2 separate regions of the Homo sapiens genome follow, and region 1 is linked to region 2. Evidence: read pairs that join two places in POLR2A ChIA-PET (ENCODE). Cell type or tissue: GM12878. All regions are shown on one strand.

Region 1 (8,000 bases), 890 kb before region 2:
AAATGAAGTTATGCTCTCCTTTGCTTTTATTACAGTCTAGTAAGGAGCTTGGAGGGCTTTTAGACCCCCATAATCTCCATCACCCTCCTCAAAGCTGCTCTAAATAAACAAATTTAAGTAAAAAGTATTTGTTATATAAATGCAGGATGAAGACTTATTATGATGGCTTTTCCTCTTTCAACCAGATTGCAAGATACAAGCCTATTTTTAATAAAATTTCTGGTTCCCTACTCTGGTACTAATGCAAAGATTTATTTTTCTTAGGGATGAGTTGTGGCCAATTGATATAAAAGGAGATATAGGCCAGGCATGGTGGCTCGTATCTGTAATCCCAGCACTTTGGGAGGCTGAGGCAGGTGGATCACTTGGGGTCAGGAGTTCAAGGCCAGCCTGGCCAACATGGTGAAACCCCATCTCTACTAAAAATACAAAAATTAGCAGGGCGTGGTGGCTCATGCCTGTAATTCCAGCTACCGGGGAGGCTGAGACAGGAGAATCGCTTGAATCTGGGAGGCAGAGGTTTCAGTGAGCCGAGATTGCGCCACTAGACTCCAGCCTGGGCAACAGAGCGATACTCCACCTCACACGCACACACACAAAGAAGATGTACTTTCTTCTTTTGATACTTTTTTACATATTTGACGCATTTGTGATAGAGAAATGGATTATGATTATTCTATCCTTCTTCCTTTTACTAAGGTAGAATGAGCCAAGGTCAGTGGGGCCTGACGGATCTCAGGGCCTTTGCTGTTCCTCTCATCCCTGGCTATGGTTGGCTAAGTCTCTTTTTCTTAGGTCTCAGGGTGTTCAGCTGTTTTGGGAACTTGTTGAAAATTGTTGCTTTGCAGTACAAAAGACACTCTGTTACTTTTTAATCAATATCTTTTTTTTTGAGACAGGGTCTGGCTCTGTTGCCCAGGCTCGACTACAGTAGCCCATCTCTGTTCACTGCAGCCTCTGCCTCCCGGGTTCAAGTGATTCTTGTGCCACAGCCTCCTGAGCAGCTGGGACTACAGGCGCGTGCTACCATGCCCAGCTAATATTTTTGTATTTTTAGTAGAGATGGGATTTTGCCACGTTGTCCAGGCTGGCTTCGAACTCCTGGCCTCAAGCGGTACACCCGCCTTGGCCTTCCAAAGTGCTGGGATTATAGGCGTGAGCCACTGCGCTGGGCCAGTAATCAGTATCTTTTTAGCATATTACTTATTTTGGGGGGATCCTCCAAATCAGGGGTCTCCAGTGTGCTAAATATTTGATAGAGCATAGGGAAATTTGAGTATTTTAGTTTCCGAGTATTAGTAAAGAGTGGCTCACATTGCCTTTTACTTTATACGTTCATGCATTGGAAGACTTAATATTGTTAAGATGGCAGCACTCCCCAAACTGATCTATAGATTCAATGCAATCCCTGTCAGAATCCCAGTGGGGTTTTTTCTTCTTCTTTCTTCTCCTCCTCCTCCTCTTCCTCTTATTCTTCGTCTTCCTCTTCCTCCTCCTCCTCTTCTTCCAGAAATTGGCAAGCTGCTCCTGAAATTCATGTGAAAATGCAAGGGACCCAGAATAGTCAAAACAATCTTGAAAAAGAACAAAATTGGAGGACTCACACTTCCAGATTTGAAAACTTACTACAAAGCTACAGTAATTAAGACAGGATGGTACTGGCATAGGGATAGACATATAGATCAATGGAATAGAATTGAGAGTCTAAAAATAAACCCTTACATTTATGGTAAATTGATTTGTGATAAAGGTGCCAAGACAATTCAATGTAGAAAGAATTGTCTTTTCAACAAATTATACTGGGACAACTGGATATCCATATACAAAAGAATGAAATTGGCCAGGCGTTGTGGCTCACGCCCATAATCCCAGCACTTTAGCAGGCAGAGGTAGGTGGATCACGAGATCAGGAGTTCGAGACCAGCCTGGCCAACATTGTGAAACCCCATTTCTACTAAAAATACAAAAATTAGCTGGATGTGGTGGCGGGCACCTGTAATCCCAGCTACTCGGGAGGCTGAGGCAGGAGAATCGCTTGAACCCGGGAGGCAGAGGTTGCAGTGAGCTGAGATGACGCCATTGCACTCCAGCCTGGGCAACAGAGCAAGACTCCACCTTAAAAAAAAAAAAAAAAAGAATTTAAACCCTGACCTCACACAACATATAAAACTTAACTCAAAGTGGAACATAGACCTACATATAAGAGCTAAAATTACAAAACTATTAGAAGAAAACTTAGGGGTAAATCTTTGTGACCTTGGATTAGGTAGTGGTTTCTTGTAGCTAACACTGAAAGTATACACAAAAAAGAAAAAAATAGAGAAATTATACTTGATCAAAATGTAAAACCTTTGTGCTTCAAAGGACACTACCTAGAAAATGAAGACACCTCACAGAATGGGAGAAAATATTTGCAAATCATATATCTAATAAGGGACTTATATCCAAAATATATAAAGAATTCTTTGAACTCAACAGTAAAAAGAAAACCCAATAAAAAAATGGGCAAAGGATTTATATAGCCATTTCTTCAAAGAAGATATACAAATGGCTAATAAGCACATGAAAAGATGCTTAGATGCTTAACATCATTAGTTATTATGGAAATGCTAATCAAGATCACAATGAGATACCACTTCATACCCACTAGAATGGCTTTAATAAAAAAGAGAGTGAGGATGTGGAGAAATTGGAACACCCCCAACATTGCTGGTGGGAATATAAAATGGTGCACCTGCTTTAGAAAACAGTTTGGTGGTTCTTCAAAAAGTAGAGTTGCCACATGACCCAGCAATTCCAAAGTATATATCCAAAAGAAATATTATATTCATAGAATATAGAAAACATATATTCATAGAAAACTCGTACATAAATGTTCATAGCAGCATTATTCATAGTAGCCCCAAAGCAGAAACAGCTGAAACATCTATCAACTGATGAATGGATAAACACACTGTGGCATATCCATACAACAGAATATTATTTGTCAGTGAAAAGGAATGAAGTACTGATTGATGCTAACATGGATCAACCTTGAGAACATTAGACTAAGTGAAAGAAGCCAGACACAAAAGGCTTGTATGATTCCATTTATACCATTTATACATAATAGGCAAATCCATAGAGACCATAAGTAGATTAGTGGTTGCTAGGGGTTGAGGAGGGGCGAATGGGAAGTGACTGCTAATTGATATAGGGTTTCTTCAGGGGGTGATGGAATGTTCTAAAGTTAGATAATGGTGATGGTTGAACAACTCTGTGAACATACTGATACTTAAATATCCATTGAATTGTTTACCTAAAAAGGGTGAATTTATGTTAACCAAATCTCAGTGAAGCTGTTATAAAAATATTAGGCTGATTTGTAGGTATGAATAGTATTTGTCTGTTTGTATTGGGCCCCTTATTGCTGCCACTGAGAATCTTGAAGTTGTCTTGAATATTTTGCTTCAGAACTGTCACTGTCTTGAGCAGGCAAGTTACTGTTGCCCCAAATCTTCAAGGTGAGAAACAGGTTTGCAATCATTTTTTTGCAGGAGAATACATGATGGCACTTTATATCAGGAAGCGAACTTTTAAGGTGAGCACTCTGAAGTTGAAGCATTTCCAAGTTTTAAGTGGGACTGTGCCCTACCTTAGTTCTTACTTCATCCTTTAAACTGTGTGTCACACTGGAGTAGGCAGTTTCCCAGCCCCATACCCAGCTCCACCAAGATCCTCACTTCTTTCATCATTTGCCCATTTTTCCCCAGGCTATGTTTGATCTTGCTCTGAGGCCTTCTTTCTTGGGAGGTATAGCGAGAGTAGCTGCAGAAACCTCTGGGTGGCACCCTGCCCCCACAGGATTACCAAAGAATGACATGTGTGGAAGAGGCTCAGGCCTGTGTTGGCAGGAAGAAGTGACTCATTTTTCATCAAAGGAATTTCAAAGAACATATAATGACAGGATGATGTCACAGGAGCAGGTGGAGACAGGAACCTTGATTGAGCTGCTGGAAGATATTAAATGGTGTGGCTGCCTGGGCAGTCAGAATGATTGACCAGCATAAATCACAGGAAACATCACCTGTTTTTTAGTTCCTATTTCATGAGCCCTGGTGTGGGCAGTGCTGTTCATGTGCCCTCAGAGCATATGGTTGAGTCTATGCATGTCTTGGGTATACTGTGTTTGTATCTGGGTGAGATGGCTCACAACATCCTGTGCTAGTCATGGACTTCTTTTTCATGCAGGGCGGCGTGTGTGGGTTCCTGCACTGTGTGCCTCAGTTCTATAGCTAGCAGGGTCTGTGTCTTGGAAATGAGCCTCACATGGTCATACTGGCTGGTTTGAAGGCATGACATTTCCTCTGACATATTTAGAGAGGGGAACTTGCCTTGACATCAGAAGGTCAGATCTCAGAATTTTTTACCTTATTGCCAAAAGTACCCTAGTTCCATCTAGTATTTTGGCAAGAGCTAGATCTTTGCTCAAAGCCCAGTTAAGTCTTGTGGTGGTGGTGTTTTTCTTCTTTGAGTAGAGGGCCCTCCAATGGTGTTGTATGGTTGAAGCTGATAAGGTGAGGCGGAGTGTGGTGGCGGGATGGAGAGTTTCAGTCAGGATAAGTCTTAGTATCTTTTCATATCGCAAAGCAGTAAAGTTGGTTAGGTTATTCAGGCTGTTATTTATATTAAGATTGTGAAAGAGTGCTCCTGGTCATCATCATGCACCTACCAGAGTCTGTGTGATTATGAGGTTGGAGGCTAAATTAGCCATTTACACAAAGATAAAAGAGAGGCTAGCATTGATAATATTCTGCCTCAGGTTTCAGGCCTCTCAAGGAAGGTCTTAGGAGAGATGGCTTAGCAATATCAATTGCTGCCTTTGTGCTTATAACTCGTTCATCTGAAGATGGCCTGGAAAAAGGGACTTTTAGGCTGCATAGGACACCACCAAAAAAGTAGAAGATACTACCTCTCTTTAAGATGTATCAGGGCTGGTGCTGGGCGTGGTGGCACACGCCTGTAATCCCAGCACTTTGGGAGGCCGAGGCAGGTGGATCACGAGGTCAGGAGATCGAGACCATCCTGGCTAACACGGTGAAACCCCATCTCTACTAAAAATACAAAAAAATTAGCTGGGCGTGGTGGCGGGTGCCTGTAGTCCCAGCTACACGGGAGGCTGAGGCAGGAGAATGGCATGTACCTGGGAGGTGGAGCTTGCAGTGAGCCGACATGGCACCACTGCACTCCAGCCTGGGCGACAGAGCGAGACTCCGTCTCAAAAAAAAAAAAAACAAAAAAGGAAAAAGAAAAGAAAAAGATATATCAGAAGAGCTGGGCATGGTAGCTCACACCTGTAGTTCTAGCTACTCGGGAGGCTAAGGCAGGAGGATTGCTTGAGCCCAGGAGTTCAAGGCTATAGAATAGTGCCATGATTGTGCCTGTGTAGTCACTGTACTCCAGCCTGGACAGCATAGAGGCCCAGTTTCTTTAAAAAAAAAAATTTTTTTTTTAAATAAACCCAAGATATATCAGAAGCAAGAAGGAAAAGTTAAAAAACAACAACTATAATTTGAAAGGGAGGAAGGAAAGCTTTATTTATTTCTTGACACAGTCTTTAATTGTTACGTTCTTCTGGCTGATCATGAGTTTTGTTTTTAGACAATATTACTAGGTACACTGTAGGATGTAAACAGATCTTTGGAGTAGGATAAGAAGGAAATGAGTCAGATAACTTACTTCTTAGAGAAGGGTGCTGGACTTTCCGGGGGCTTAGTTAGCAATATTCCTCCTCCCTGCTAGCAGCCATCTCCCTGTATCTCTTCATGAAATAACAAATCATTAGAAGAGATTTTTAACCTGAAGTGCTGAAGGACCCAGGGAAGAAAGTTCCCTAGGGTGTATTTGATTTGGGAGCCCCCTGAGGGTAATCTGTGGTGATGCTGTTTCAGAAGTCACCACCTGACTCGTTGTCAGATGAGTCTGAGCCCAAGACTCGTACCTGCCACATAATATATACAGGTCCTCTCTCCCTTTGGTTATGAGCTAAAGGCCTTTAATCATGAGGTAGAGGAGTGGATAAGGGAGAAATATCTGAAACCCAATTAACCAGATTCCAGAATGTTAAGGGAATCCATGTGGGGGCTGGGATTCTGAACATCTCTCTCTCTCTCTCTCTCTCTCTCTCTCTCTCTCTCTCTCTCTGTGTGTGTGTGTGTGTGTGTGTGTGTGTGTGTTTTGGTGGGGGGTGAAATGACTTTTTTTTTTTTTTAATTTGAGACAGAGTCTCACTCTGTCACCAGGCTGGAGTGCCGTGGCATGCTCGGCTCACTGCAACCACCAACTCCCTGGTTCAAATGATTCTCCTGCCTCAGCCTCCCGAGTAGCTGGGATTACAGGCACGCGCCACCACGCCCGGCCTAGAAATGACTTTTTTAGGGGCTCACCTATAGGATAAAATCCAAACTCATCTTGTCATTTAAGATCTTTCATAATCCAGTCCAACTTTCTATAACATTAAATCAAAATTATACATGTTCTTACTTTAAAAGGTTAAAATATTACTATAAGGCATATGACAAAAATAATCTGTATTTTCCACTATTTTTTTTTAAGAGACAGGGTCTCACTCTTCCACCCAGGCTGGAGTGCAGTGGTGTGATCATGGCTCACTGCACCCTTGAACTCCTGGGCTCAAGGGATCTTCCCACCTCAGCTTCCTGAGTAGCTTAGACTATAGGTGTGTACCACTGCGCCTGGCTAATTTTTTTTTCTTTTTGTAGAGTTGGGGGTCTTGTTTTGTTCTCCAGGCTAGTCTCAAACTCCTGGCCTCAAATGATGCTCCTACCTTGGCCTCCCAGAGTGCTGGGATTGCAGGTGTGGGCCCCCACACCTGGGCCACATTTCTGTTTCTTTTTTTTCTGCACACACAAACAGCCAGAATATATTTCTTTCTCTTTTACTAGTGATTCTTGATTTTTTTTTTTTTTTGGTTTTGAACATTATCTGTTGATATTCTACTACAGAAAATTAGGGTTTAGTTTTTTTATTCTTACCCCCTTAACGTACACACTTTCTCTTCCCCCTTCTTCCCAAAGTCACACGTTATTGCCGTTATATTCAGTGTTCAGATTATTGTGATTATATAAATATTGCTTAAAGGTGAGCTATGTAATATACTATGATTACATTTCCTTTTTGGACCAACTTTTAATTTTTCCTGGAATTAATAATTGCCATATTTTGTCACTTGTTTACTGATCTATGTACATACCTTCAGACTCTCTCATGGGACTCTAAGACTTCTCTCTCAGTATGTTGAAACATATCAAATAATCTTTTAGTTCAATAGTCTATTTGGAGACATCCCCCAGGAGCTTTCTCTTATTCACTCTGGATGGGTTGCTCTTAAAGCCTTTAGTAAAGCTGTCATCCTGGCACTTCCCTTCACTATCATACGGGGAAATTCCCTCACCTGTCTTCCCTGTTGGATTTCATGTTTCCCAGAGCTGATGTCGTATTTCATGATGTACTCCATTTTTTCATTGTGGTATATCCTAGCTTCCTGAGAAAGGATACAAGGGAGGTAAATGTTTTTGAGACTTTGCTTATCTGAAAATGTCTTATTCTACTTTTCATTTGATTAAGAGTTTGAGTATAGAGTTCTAGGTTGCAAATCACTTTCTAGCAGATTTTTTAAAAAATTATTTAAAATTTTTTTGTAGAAATGAGATCTCGCTATGTTGCCCAAGCTGGCCTCAAACTCCTGGCTTCAAGCAATTGTCTGGCTAATACTGCCTTTTAAGTCTCTCTAAGGATATTAATTAGAGGCTGTCTTTCTCTCTCTCTCTCTCTGTCTCTCTCTCTCTCTGTCTCTCTCTCTCTCTCTCTCCTCTCTCCTTCCTTCCTTCCTTCTTTCCCCTTTCCCTTCCCTTCCCTTCCCTTCCCTCCCCTCCTCTCCCCTCCTCTCCCCTCCCCTCCCCTCCCCTTCCCTTCCCTTTCTTTTCTTTTTTCCTCTGCAT
Region 2 (8,000 bases):
ATATCAGCTCAACCACGCCGCCAGTCCATTCTTAAGGAACTGCCGACTAGGACTGATGATGCATTTTAGCTTTGAGCTTTTGGGGGTTATTCTACCAACAAACAGTCCATTGGAAAGAAAACAGTCCCTGGAATTAACAGATCAGAATGTTCACACTGGTTAATCTTTTTTTAACAATGAGCATGAAGGTAGCAGAAGCTGGTGTGTTTCCAGATGGTTCTTCTAACCAAACTAATTTTTCACTGTTGACAAGCGAGGCAAGGGTTGCACTGGACCAAAGGCTGAGGCTTGGCCATCTAGCATTCCATACAAAATTGTTTCCTATAAGCATTCCTTTTATTCTCTATTCTATCCTGGGTCTGCCTCAACCGTGAGATAGGAGAGTCTCTGGTACTAGCTGCTGTAGCAGTGCCCTTCATCCAGGGCAGTTAATGGAGTCTTGGACCCTTTCTTTCTCTGGGATCCCTGCCCAGCACCTTCCTATAGAGATGACTTTAAAAGGAAAAAAAAAAAAAAAAAAACCCACATGATTTCAAGGAGTCTGGCATTCCTGAATCCTTCTTCCCTGCCAGGTGCCTGTCACCTGTCTTCACTGCCTCCTTTTCCCTGTCATGCTCATCAGCTTATGGCTTCTGTCTAAGCACCTGAACAGAGGACTGAAACCTCCACTGCAGGCTGGTTTTAGGTCTTGAATTATGTAAGAATCTTGCACAGCACTGCTAATGTAAATTTCAGTTGTTTTTCCCTCTAGGACAAACACTTACCAAAATATGCAACTTTTTTTTGGTGGGAAGAGAGATTGTCCTGTGATTTCTACCCATTTCCTGAGGCCTGTGGAAATAAACCTTTATGTACTTAAAGTTATACAGAAAATAGAATAAAGTTAATACCAAACTTGCTTAGTTGTTTACCTGTGATATTGGCTGTACAGAAATGCAAAAAATACTGAAAACACCAAGGATAAGAAACTACTCTTTATTTTAGACAACCTCATAAAATTATTTTCACATCCCCCCCAACTTCTTGCTCTTAATCCTCATCTTTTAGTTGAAGAATAAGGCTTAAGAGAGAGAAAGGAAAAACCATAATGGCTAAACTTAGCAGCACCAACACGGTTCTTTCATCAAGGCGTAGCTCATCATTTCTCCAAACTGACATGCTACAGAAATGTCTTCCAAAAAGCGTTAAGTTTTCACAGAGTGGGGACTATGATTTCCATGCTCAAATAGTGTAGGAAATGGTAGATTACGTTAGTTTTGTTTACTGTAACAGGAATTCTCAGGAGTCCTTAGACACTCTAATGTGGGTTGATCTCCAGAAGGAGAAAGGGAGTGTGTAGTATTTTCCAAGCTTTTTGAGCAAACAATCCTTTTCTCATGGAACACATCAGAAACAGTTTGGAGTATGCTGGTAAATGTGTTTTGGGGATGGAAGTCAGAAAGCCTGATCTTTTTCATATGGTTCCTCCTATTCTCTGCTAAAGCCAGCAACAGAGTAAGTTGACTCTAGCATCAAGACCACTAGTCATATTAAGAAAGGGCAGGTTGGTCGAGAATGGAATAGGAAGAACTAGCTGCCTCACTTTTCACTTTCGCGCCTACATTTTCTTCGCTCCCTAAGTTATACAAGATGTACATTTCCTCTCTTAAGCAACTTAATTTGGGTGCTACTTCCCTCCTTTTGTGACAGCAACTAATTCATCACTACCTGAGGAGACAAAGTGGGTGCTGCAGAAGCAAGACTGTAGGCCAGTGGGATTTGTCTAATAATTGATGATAAGATGATAGCACAGAGGGCAACGTACTGAGAGAGGAAGGCAGCCTTAAGAAATGATGCAGAAATAGCCAAGCAAGATTTTTCCAAGCACTGGTTAAATCACCAGCAAAACAAAGCATTTATGTGAGTACCTCAGGCCTGGGCACCTCTTTGCTTGAAATATGGCAAGACTTGGAAAAATGTTTGCCCTTAGAATCTATCTCACTACTTTAGTTAGTTGTCTCCTTTGGGCCTGGGCACAGTTCTGGCACTGATCTGGAACAGACTCCCTTTTCTAAAACTGAACTTGACCACATCAAAAGTTTGTAAAACAATCTCCATGGTAATTAAACTTGCATTCAACACCATATGGTAACAGAAGATGGCAAAGGATAAGATTCAGATCTTAGATCTTTCCAAGTAGGGCATGTTAGATGATAGAAGGATTAGTTGCAAGCTGGATCTGAGCTCAGGCTTGGGCATGAAGGAAACTGTCTCCCATGTGGTTTGGAAGAGTTAGGGGCTCCCTGAGCTCTATTGTGAACTATACGGGTTTCATCCAAGGAATGGTATGATGTGGGCATAAAACCATTCTTCAGACAACTGAAGATGGTCCCCTTCTGTAGCCAGAAACACTAGCTGTCCTGCATTGTCCATTTCCTTTAGCCCCAGGCGGTCCTGCAGAAGGAAAGGCCATAATTAATTAAAAAGCTTAATGAAGTTTTGGAGTAAAATGGTAAGTACGTTAACTTGAGATATATTTTCAAAATGCAGTTTGTCCTGAGTATTAAAATTGAGGTGTATTTTCAAAAATGCCAAAAAGAATATCTCCTACTTCTTTTTCTTTCTCTTTTTTCTTTTTCTTTCTTTCTCTTTCTTCCTTTCTTTTCTTTCTTCTCTCCTCCCCCTCCTCCTGTCCCCCCCGCTTCTTCTTCTTCTTCCTCTCTCTCTCTCTGTCTCTCTTTCTCTTTCTTTCTTTCAAGACGGAGTCTTGCTCGGTTGCTTAGGCTGGAGTGCAGTGGTGCGATCTCGGCTCACTGCAACCTCCACTTCTCTGGCTCAAGCGATTCTCCTGCCTCTGCCTCATGAGTAGCTGGAATTACAGGCGCATGCCACCATGCCTGGGTAATTTCTTGTATTTTTAGTAGAGATGGGGTTTCACTGTGTTAGCTAGGATGGTCTTGATCTCCTGACCTCAGGTGATCCACGTGCCTCGGCCTCCCAAAGTGCTGGGATTACAGGCGTGAGCCACCACACCCGGCCAGTTTTTTCTAAGTATTAAAAATAGATATGCAATTGAGATTGCTCTATACAGTGTTCTAGATTCTGATTTTTGAAAAGCTCAGAGTCAGAGGACTACCTATAGGTGGGCAAGCCATAGACGACACTGCCTCAGAATGCCATAGGTAAGTGGGACTGAGCCAAAGACAGAACATTAGCTAGGTAACTTAAAAAACATCCAACCCAGGACAGGCGCGGTGGCTCACGCCTATAATCCCAGCACTTTGGATGGCCAAGGCAGGCGGATCACCTGTGGTCAGGAGTTCAAGACCAGCCTGACCAATATGATGACACTTTGTCTCTACTAAAAATACAAAAATTAGCTGGGCATGGTGGCGGGCACCTGTAATCCTAGCTACTTGGGAGGCTGAGACAGGAGAATTCGCTTGAACCCGGGAGGCGGAGGTTGCAGTGAGCTGAGATCATGCCATTGCACTCCAGCCTGGGCAATGAGCAAAACTGTCTCAAAAGAACAAAACAGAAAAACCATATCCAACCGTTAGGTAACAAACCCTGGACACTTTCATATTCTGGAGTTGAAAATGTCATTACCCATAGCCTAGATGCTGGAGAACAACCTCTGGTTGGGAAGATAAGCAGTTACGACAGTGCCAGAATGGTGCTTCTGCCGTGGCCAACATCATTTTGAGTTTTCACAGTAAGGAAGTTCTTAGCTGTAATTTCTCAAGCCTTTTTTTTTTTTTTTCTCAAATCAGATTCTAGCTTCCCTTTTTACCTCACCACCCAAGTTGAGGCACCCAGTGCAAAAGAAAAGCCAAGCCAAGAGGAGACAAATGACCTCTGAAATAACATGGAGGAATTCTAGTAGACGGTGATTGGTTCAGATGTAGTACTTAGCATTTTGGAGAGTCTGTCTCCAATATAAAATCCTTAGGGCTGGGCGTGGTGGCTCACACCTGTAATCCCAGCACTCTTGAAGGCTGAGGCAGGTGGATCACCTGAGGTCAGGAGTTGAAGACCAGCCTGGCCAACATGGTGAAACCCCGTCTCTACTAACAAAACAAAGTATTAGGCATGGTGGCGTGTGCCTGTAATCCCAGCTACTAGTGAGGCTGAGGCAGGATAATCGCTTGAACCCAGGAGGTGGAGGCTGCAGTGAGCTGAGATCACACCATTGCACTCCAGCCTGGGTGACAAAGCAAGACTGTCTCAAAAAAAAAAAAAAAAAAAAAAAAAAAAAAAAATCCTTAAAGTGTAGAAGGCCCCAGAACTGGAGGTGGCAAATTACTGCAACTTCTGCTTAAGATACAGGACCTACTGCTAAACAAAATTCAAAACTCTAGTCCCACTCAACCTCCTGCAGGAGCCTCCCTTGTCAGTGCGTAATTTAGAAACAGGATTTCACATCTATTAATGTTTAAAAGTAATGTCCCTTGGCCAGGCGCACTGGCTCACGCCTGTAATCCCAGCACTTTGGGAGGCTGAGGTGGGTGGATCACCTGAGGTCAGGAGTTCAAGACCAGCCTGGCCAACATGGTGAAACTCCATCTCTCCTAAAAATACAAAAATTAGCCAGGTGTGATGGCACACACCTGTAATCCCAGCTACTAAGGGGGCTGAGGCAGGAGAATTGCTTGAATCTGGGAGGCAGGGGTTGCAGTGAGCCAAGATTGCTCCACTGCACTCCAGCCTGGGTGACAGAGCGAGACCCCGTCTCAAAGAAAAAAAAAGGAATGCCCCTCATCATGCATGGAGGCTTCCTGGATTTGTAGCAGACTGTACCTCAGCCAAGGCAGCTAGTTTTAAAACCTTTTTATCAAAAGAAGGGAATCAGACATGAGGTTTCTCTTGTTGTTTGGAAACCATAAGGTTTCAGGATGTAGTGGATTTTTGTAACCCAGTGCCTAATAAGCTAGAGCACATAATCAAGAGCCTAACAAGCTTCACCCATATTGGACATGAGTCAGGTGTTTCAGGAGTACCTAGTGCTCTGAGGTGTAAAGGAAAGGGCTCCAGCACCAAAGAACATAGCAGCTTCAGGAACTGGGAGCTGAAAAAACACCAACCTCCCAAGATAGACTCCCTGCCAGTTACCTGTGTGTACAGGGAGGTCTCCTGTAAGGGAATGGTTTCCTTGGCTTGGCCACTTCTGTAAAATCCAAACCACTGCAGAAGAAGCAAAGGAAAGAAGCTCAGATATGACACACAGCACATACTGCCAAAATAATTTGAGACTGGTTAGAAGCTAAAACTGCCAACAAAGTGAACATCATAAAGCTGTAGGAAGAAGGAAAAATGGATAGGGTGCGTCTGAGTCATCTCTTCTTAAGGGTGGAGCCCGAGGGATGAGTTAATCTTTCTGAGAGGCCGCTTTCCACTTCCCCAGAATTTCTGCTTCCTAAAATTATTAAGCAATAAATGTGAAAAATTCCTGTGCTGAGCTCTAGACATTCAAGGATGAATACATAATCTGTTTCCAAAAAGCTCCCAGTCTTGCAAGGCACGGAAACAATTCACTGTTGAGTACAGAGGTCAGCAAACGTTTTTGTAAAGGCCAGATACAAAATATTTTAGGCTTTAAGGGCCATATGGTTGTAACTACTCATTGCTGCCACTGTAACAAATGCAGCCACAGACAGTATGTAAAAAGTAACTAAAACTGTTCCAATAAGGACACTGAAATTTAAATTTTACATAATCTTTATATGTCCAAATACTTGATATGTCTAAATAAATTTTACATAATCTTTATATGTCCAATTCTTTCCCCCAACCATTAAAAAATGTTAAAAACATTCTTTTATGTTAGTGTTTGGTGTTACTCGTGGGTAGCACCAAAACGGGTAGCAGGATGGACTGGGCCTGTGGGCCACAATCGGCCAATCCCTGGTGGTGTGACATAACGTGATGAGTGTTTTAACAGAGGCTGATGATTCTAAAAAAGCGATCACATTCTGCTTGGAATGGGGATGGCATCCTTGCCTTGACAGACGAATAGAAATTGTCAGGTGGAGAAGCCAAGGAAGGGCATTCTAGAGACAGAAATATATGAACCAAGGCATACGAGAGAAAAAGCACAAGTAGTACAATATGGCTTGATCAAGAGTGTATGAAGCGTGCAGACAAGGCAGATTAGGCTGGAAAATGGGGTGAAGCCAGATCAAGGCAGACCTTGGAGGCCAAGCTTAGGAATTTATATATTTTGGGCTAGTGATTCTGAACATTTTTTGGGTCTCTGATCTCTGGAAAATGGATTAAAATTATAGATCCTTCCCCAGAGAATGTAATTACATAATTTTGCATAGAATTTTGGGGTTGGGGGATTGATTACAATCTTCAGTGTCCCATTTATGGACCTCAGGTGAAGAACTGTTTTATACAAAAGTTGGTGGAAGGGACTGAAGGTTTTTTCCCCAGCAGGCAGCTGTATTTTTTCATTTCATTTCAATTTCATTTTATGTTCTTTTTGAGACAGAGTCTCGCTCTGTCACCCAGGCTGGGGTGCAGTGGCACGATCTTGGCTCACTGCAAGCTCTGCCTCCTGGGTTCAAGTAATTCTCCTGCCTCAGCTTCCCAAGCAGCTGGGATTACAGATGGCTGTCACCATACCCGGCTAATTTCTTTTTGTATTTTGAGTAGCGATGGGGTTTCACCAAGTTGGCCAGGCTGGTCTTGAACTCCTGACCTCAGGTGATCCACCCGCCTTGGCCTCCCAGAGTGCTGGGATTACAGGCATGAGCCACCGTGCCCGGCCAGCAGCCCTATTTTAATGCCATTTACTCTCCTGGCATGTGGCCTAAGTAGTGTCTCACCTCCGAATCTACAGGGTCCACAATGGAATCATTGAGGAATTTCACCATCACAAACTTCTTCAGGGCCATCAGGTTTTTCTTGTAGGACTCATTGATACCCTGAAAGAAAGGCCAGCAACACCTAAGGTCATTACCATCAGACACCAGCAGAGGGAGTAAAGCCTTCCTGTTTTCTGGTCTCCCTGACCCTGTGCCACTGTGTTTCTTCCCCATGGGTATGGGCTGTTTTCCAGCTTCCTGACCAGGATATACCTGTACAGCTTTTTTTTTTCTTTTTTTCTAAAAAACAAAATATTTTATTTTAGATTCAGGGGGGTACATGTGTAGTTTTGTTATAAGGGTATATTGTGTGATGCTGAGGTTTGGGGTTCTGTTGATCCTTTCACCCAGATAGTGAACACAGTGCCCAACAGGAAGTTTTTCAGCCCTAGCCTCTCCCTCCCAGCTTTTGGAGTCTCCAGTGTCTATTGTTCCCATCTTTATATTCACGTGTACCCAATGTTTAGCTCCCACTTATAAGTGAGAACATGTGATATTTGGTCTTCTGTTTCTGTGTTCATTTGCTTAGGATAACGGCCTCCAGCTGCATCCATGTTGCTGCAAAGAACAGGATTTCATTCTTTTTTATGACTGTGTAATATTCCATGGTGTATATGTACCACATTTTCTCTATCCAGTCTACCGCTGATGGGCACCTAGGTTGATTTCATGTCTTTGCTATGGTGAACAGTGCTGCAATAAACACGAGTGCAAGTGTCTTTTTGGCAGGACAATTTGTTTTCCTTTGGGTATATACCCAGTCACGGGATTGCTTACACAGCCTTTTCTTTTCCTTTTTTTTTTTTTTTTTTTTTTGAGATGGAGTCTCGCTCTGTCACCGAGGCCAGAGTGCAGTGGCACCATCTCAGCTCACTGTAACCTCTGCCTCCCAGGTTCAAGCGATTCTCCTGCCTCAGCCTCCAGAGTAGCTGGGATTACAGGTGATCGCCACCACATCCAGCTAATTTTGTATTTTTAGTAGAGACAGGGTTTCACTATGCTGGCCAGGCTGGTCTCGAACTCCTGACCTCAAGTGATCTGCCCACCTCGGCCTCCCAAAGTGCTGGGATTACAGGCGTGAGCCACCACGCCCGGCCTTCTATAGGCTTTTCTTACCATCCTATCTGACTGACATGCCACTGAGCATGGCAT

What was found. ChIA-PET counts read pairs that join two places held together with the same protein. Peaks named below come from ENCODE experiments on the same cell type or tissue, not always from the same donor. Only the 100,000 strongest peaks of a DNase experiment are listed, where the experiment ranks them.
Region 1: POLR2A ChIA-PET joins it to region 2 with 6 read pairs; 2 of 35 experiments call an interaction of 5 or more read pairs at or near these places.

The regions. Positions count from the first base shown.
Region 1 is chr1:39,180,033-39,188,032 of GRCh38, forward strand. It overlaps a transcript of MACF1 not described here. Among named protein-coding and RNA genes, the nearest start is that of MACF1, 21 kb to the right of the region's middle. RefSeq lists enhancers at 3,109-4,308, 3,549-4,063, 3,818-4,087, 4,064-4,577. In GM12878, a CTCF peak has its summit at 3,820 (motif pointing right); no DNase peak of the experiment used is centred here; H3K27ac peaks cover 456 bases.
Region 2 is chr1:40,071,751-40,079,750 of GRCh38, forward strand. It overlaps CAP1 (cyclase associated actin cytoskeleton regulatory protein 1), which reads left to right. Exons shown (of 13, transcript NM_006367.4): 13 at 1-898. It overlaps PPT1 (palmitoyl-protein thioesterase 1), which reads right to left. Exons shown (of 9, transcript NM_000310.4): 7 at 6,810-6,908; 8 at 5,092-5,163; 9 at 962-2,433. The coding sequence ends at 2,311. Among named protein-coding and RNA genes, the nearest start is that of PPT1, 22 kb to the right of the region's middle. RefSeq lists a silencer at 7,004-7,053. In GM12878, a CTCF peak has its summit at 6,954 (motif pointing right); no DNase peak of the experiment used is centred here.